Linked DNA regions of Homo sapiens: region 1 is linked to region 2. Evidence: chromatin loops called from intact Hi-C (ENCODE). Cell type or tissue: breast epithelium. All regions are shown on one strand. Links, peaks and the distances in the headings refer to the core of each region. The heading gives the core; the rest is flanking DNA.

What was found. A loop is a pair of places that touch in the nucleus more often than their neighbours do. Peaks named below come from ENCODE experiments on the same cell type or tissue, not always from the same donor. Only the 100,000 strongest peaks of a DNase experiment are listed, where the experiment ranks them.
Region 1: it touches region 2 in a loop (13-fold over the local background); 1 of 110 quality-filtered maps calls a loop at or near these places.

Annotation. Positions count from the first base shown.
Region 1 is chr18:6,150,890-6,153,819 of GRCh38, forward strand. The region is part of intron 13 of L3MBTL4 (L3MBTL histone methyl-lysine binding protein 4); the gene reads right to left. Among named protein-coding and RNA genes, the nearest start is that of L3MBTL4-AS1, 100 kb to the right of the region's middle. In breast epithelium, for the core only: no CTCF peak of the experiment used is centred there; no DNase peak of the experiment used is centred there.
Region 2 is chr18:6,248,257-6,251,186 of GRCh38, forward strand. All of the region lies in intron 5 of L3MBTL4 (L3MBTL histone methyl-lysine binding protein 4), which reads right to left. Among named protein-coding and RNA genes, the nearest start is that of L3MBTL4-AS1, 7.0 kb to the right of the region's middle. In breast epithelium, for the core only: no CTCF peak of the experiment used is centred there; a DNase peak (open chromatin) is centred at 1,759.

The DNA of each region.
Region 1 (2,930 bases), core at 268-2,767, 97 kb before region 2:
AGCTCCCATGATACAGTCTAACCATTCAAATTCTAACTTTCCAATGCCTTAGTGAGTGTCTCAGTGCCAGGGACCGCACGGAGTGCCATCCCAGTACAGACTACAGCAGCGCCAGGCTCCACAAGGTCAGAGGCCACAGACACAGCAGGACCAGGAGAGCCTGGGAGTCTACTAGAAGAAAACGGATCCCCTTACTGGCATACAAAACTGGAAGGGACTTAAAGATTGAAGCTTCCAGATCCCACAAAATCAGAATTCCAGTGGCAAGCTTGTGAATCATTTATGTGTTCCCCATTCAGGTTGTGAACCACTGACCCAGTCCACCCACTTATTTTTGTAAATAACAAAATAAAGGTTTATGTGGTCACATAATTTGTGCCAACTCATAAGTCATATTATGGTATTTGGGACAAAAATTCAAGGTTTGTAACTTGCAGATCTGTACTTTTTTGACTCTGCTATGATACACAATAAGCAACTGCTACAATTAATTTTTTTAATTTTCATATATATATATTTGAGATGGAGTTTTCACTCTTGTTGCCCAGGCTGAAGTGCAGTGGCACGATCTCGACTCACTGCAACCTCTGCCTCCCAGATTCAAGCACTTCTCCTGTCTCAGCCTCTCAAGTAGCTGGGATTACAGGCACGCGCCACCAGGCACGGCTAATTTTTTTGTATTTTTAGTAGAGACGGGGTTTCACCATGTTGTCCAGGCAGGTCTCCAACTCCTGACCTCAGGTGATCCACCCGCCTCGACCTCCCAAAGTGCTGGGATTACAGATGTGAGCCACCGTGCCCAGACTAATTTTAAAATATGTAATTGACAAAGATAATATATATTCAAGATGTATGACATGGTGATGTGATAAACATATATATTGTGTGATGATTACCACAATCAAATTAACACATCACCACCCATGCTGTACATAATATTCCTGGAACTTGTTCATTTTGTAACTGCAAGTTTGTACATTTGGCCAACATTTCTCCATTTCTGTTACCCCTCAGCCCCTGGTAAACATCATTCTGCTCTCCACTTCTATTAGTTAGACTTTTTTAGATTTCATATAGGTAGGATCATACAGTATTTGTTTTTATGTGCATGGCTTATTTCACTTAGCATAAAGCACTCCAGTTTATCCATGATATTGGAAATGACAGGATTTCTTTCTTTTTATGGATGAAAAATATTCCATTGTATGTACAATACCGTATGTTCTTTATCCATTCATCCACTGATGGGCAATTAGGTAGATTCCCTATCTTTGCTATTGTGAATAATGACGCAATGAACATAGGGGTACAGGTATCTCTTAGAGATACTTATTTCATTTCATTTGGATACATACCCAAAAGAGGGATTGCTGGATCTCATGGTAGTTCTATTTGCAATTTTTAAAGGAACCTCCATTTTTTTTTTCCATAACAGCTATACCAATTTATATTCCTATTAACAGTGTACAAGGGTTCTCTCTTTTCTCCACATCCTGGCCAATTCTTGTTATCTTTTGTCTTTTTGATAACAATCATCCTAACAGGTGTTAGGTGATATCTCACTGTAGTTTTGATTTGCATTTCTCTGACAATTAGTGATGCTGAGCACCTTTTCATACAGCTATGGCCCTGCTGTCCATCTGTATGGCTTCTTCAGAAAAAAAAGTCCATCCAAGTCCTTTGCCCATTTTTAATTATTTAATCAGATTTTTGGTTTTTTGCTATTGAGTTAGATGAATTCCTTATATACATGGAGATAACCCTTTATCAGATGTCGGGTTTGTATCTATTTTCTCCCATTCCATAGGTTGTTTCTTCATTCTATTGACTGTTTCCTTTGCTGTGCAGAAGCTTTATAATTTGATGTAGTCTTTGTTTATTTTTGCTTTTGTTGTCATATTTAAAAACTCACTATCAAAACCAATGTCTTGATAAAGCTTTTCCTTATGTTCTCTTCTAAGAGTTTTATGGTTTCAGATCTTAGATTTAAGTCTTTAATCCATTTCAAGTTAATTTTTGTATGTGGTGCAAGACAAGGGTCCAATTTCATTCTTCTGCATGTGGATATGTAGTTTTCCCAGAACCACTTATTAAAGAGATTTCCTTTCCCTATTATATATTCTTGGTGCCTTTGTCAAAGATTACTTGACCATATACATGGGTTTATTTCTGGGCTTTCTTCTGTTTCATTGGTCTATGTGTCTCTTTTTATGCTACTAACATACTATTTTGATTACTATAGCTTTGTGCTGTACTTTGAAATCAGGGAATGTAATGTCTCCAGCTTTGTTCTTCTTTCTTAAAACTGCTCAAGCTACTTGGGGTCTTTTGTAGCTCCATGAGACAGTTATTTCTATTTCTGTGAAAAATGCCATTGGAATTTTGATACAGATTGCACTGAATCTGTAAACTGTTTTGAGTAGTATGAATTTTAACATTAAGTCTTCCAGTCCACGAATATGGGATATCTTCCCATTTATTTTTGTCTTCTACAATTTTTTTCAATTTCTTAAAAGTTTTCAGCAGGCAGATATTTCACCTCCTTGGTTAAATTTATTCCTAAGCATTATGTTCTTTTTGATGCTATTGTAAATGGAATTTGGATAGCTCATTGTTAGTGTATAAAGACCCAACTGATTTTTGTATATTGATTTTGTATCCTGCAACTTTACTGAATTTATTTATTAAGTCTAAGAGTTTCTTTGTAGACTCTTTAGGGATTTTGATATGGTTTGGCTCGGTGTCCCCACCCAAATCTCATCTCAAATTGCAATCCCCATGTGTTGAGGGAGGAAGGTGATTGGATCATAAGGGTGGTTTTCCCCATGCTGTTCTCATGATAGTGAGTGAGTTCTCATGAGATCTGGTGGTTTTATAAATGACAGTTTTCACTGTGCTTTCACTGTTCTCTCTCCTGCCACCTTGTGAAG
Region 2 (2,930 bases), core at 252-2,751:
AAAACCTATTTTAAAAGTTCAAGATTTCTTTGCAACTTTCCCTCCCTCCTGTGTCATCCAAGAATGGAGTATATTGTTAAAAACTGTGCTCGTGAACTACTTGGGTTCCTATTTGTTCTCTCTTCAGTAAAGTTACAATATCCATTTGAAATACAATTGAGTTCAAATTTGTTCAATTTGCTTTCAGTTCTTAATGATTTTTTAAATATGTAGAATATTAACATGCTTCCAAAAGTTAAAATTAGCAAAAGTTACTCAAAAATGTATCTCTTCCTCCCATATTCTATCCACCGCATTCCCTCACACCACCTCGTGGAGGTCACCAACTTCACTGTTTTCTGGTTTATGCTTCCGAAGCTTCTTTTTGTAAAGATAAGCAGTTATATGTAGGTTTTTCTTATTTCCCCTTCTTTCTCACACAAAAGGCAGCATACTATACATGCTCTTTTGCACGTGGCTTTTTGCATTACTAATGTCTCTTGGAAACCACTCCATGTCCATTCCCAACTATTACACGTACTCTTTTTCACAGCTGCATTGTACTCCTCTGTGTATAGGTACCCCAGCTCATTCAACCTTCTTCTATACTTGGATGCAAGCCTTTTTTATATAAGCATGGAATAATTGTAAAACCTATGAATTGGCTTGTAAAATATCGTTAAATTTTTCTTACATTCTGAGGTCATTTTAGAAGCTTCTAAGGAAAAACTTAAAAGATGACAAACCCCAAAATGAAATGGCAAGAATGAATGATTTCTCAGGAATATTTTATTTCTATAAAAATAAATGTCATGTGTGTGTTTAACTCTCCCAGCCTTCTTCTCACATCTACTATGTTTTCCAGCAGATTGTATTTAACAAGTTTTGTGTGACTACCTCCTGTTCACTGCTTTGAAATTTCTCGGTTAACTTCAAAAGTGCCATACACATATACAAATACACATGCACACAACGCTGACAAAATGCAATGAAAAAGGTAGACCACAGGGAGAGAATGTTACTAATGCTGAGAGGAAACTTAAGAAGCCATAGAAACTGAAAGAACATTGTTCATGTTTTAACAAAACTGAAACACTGCAAAATTAGGGGTGGGGAGGAAACAGTGTTATGTTGAGCAAACTATACTGTCTTATCACACGTGATTGATAAATTTGAGACATTGACAATACTTCCCAGCCAGAAGTTAAGATGATCAATGTTACTCTTGTCAGCCTTTCAAATTGGTTTCCCAATGGAACATTTGGGAGCTTTCCATAATGTTGCAAGTAACATTACATAGCTAAAACAGACTCAGCATTTCTTGGAGGGTTTCAAAATAAAAAATAAAACGTTCATTTTAACAATCTGAAAGGCAACATTTAGTGAGAAATATCACTGCCTTTCATCAGTCTCTCTTCTCTGTTAAATGGTTTATTCATGAACTGACAGGTTTTAAAAATTTTTTCCTTTTTAAAAATCTTATGTTTCATTAATATAATTGATACTGTGCTTATAAGATTATATTTTATGGTAAGAAAAGATAACTAGAGTTACATACTTAAAGCAAACAATAGGCCCATTAAATTCAGTCATAAAAAATTATAAGGTTCAGAGACCTGGAAAAAATTACAGATCGACTCGAGCCCAGAAGGGTGAATAAACTTTCTCTAGGTCACACAGCTAGTTTAGTAGCCTAGTACAACTAAGGGCCTGTGTCTTGTGAAAACCTGCCAGCTGTGTGTTCCACATAAAGGGACAGAAGTGGCAACTAAACAGGCAAAACGAAACCTGGCTAGAGGCCATGGAAGGCCCCAAGGACATTTCCAAAGAAGCGCCAGTGCTCTTGAGTACAAAAGTTAAGGTGTTTTGCTTTGTCATTTTCTTTTCCCAAAAAGCCACAAAATAACATTTTCTCATATGAAATTGATTTTGTCACTAATAAAGGAAAAGAAACATTATTCAAAGTTCCACACCTCTTGACAAAAGCAGGTACAAATTATATACTATTATTTAAAATGCTTGTAAAATGGGCCATAACATGAGGAAAAAACAAAACAAACACACAAACAAAACACCGTCACCATGCCTAGAGAAACTGAAGACAAGCTACTGGTGAAATTCCTAAAAGCAATAATTATTATATGTGTGTGCCATCCACTCCACATTATGAGATCGAATAGATGATGCTTTGTCATGATTATTTTGTGAACCACAGTAGAATGGGGAAGGTCTGTGGCCATCAGTGCTGGCAGAGCATCAGCTAGGGGTGTATCACGGAAGAGCGCTCAAGTGATATAGCTGCAAGATTCCAACTGAATGCCCCTCAATAGTCTATGTTATTCAAAGGCACGGGTAGGCAGTCAAAAATATTTTCCTCATTTTAATTCAGCATTGAGAGAGGTGGGGGAAATTGGGCCTGCAATCAAATCCTGGCCACCGAGGCACACATTTTAACATGTTATACAAAGAACTGGGCAAGGACCTCAGGCCACTGATTTCTAAACCTTCACACGATAGCTCTCAAAGGGAAAGATGTTCACAGGAGGAATTTTATATGCAGATGACAAAAACAAAATTTCTTACTACACAAAGGCCTTTGCCATGAATTCAGCAGCCTGCTCAAATGGTTTATCTCAGCAACATCTTCCACATATAAAATTGTTCCAATGTGTCCCTTGGGGGACAAAATGTCACTATTTTAAATGTAAAGGGTGAAATATGAGGAAGTCTTACATAGGCGAACTGTGATATAAACAGCTTGACCACAGAGAATTTAACTCTTTGACAAAATTTGATGACTTTCTTCACTCAATGGAAAAAAAAATCAATCATGCTATCAGTAATGTCAAAAATAATTCAAATGCTACAGAAGAGAACATGAAGAAGTATTTTCCAGGATGAATACAACCAAAGAGAAAGTTAGGAAGGCCCTTGCAGGCTTCGCTAAAATA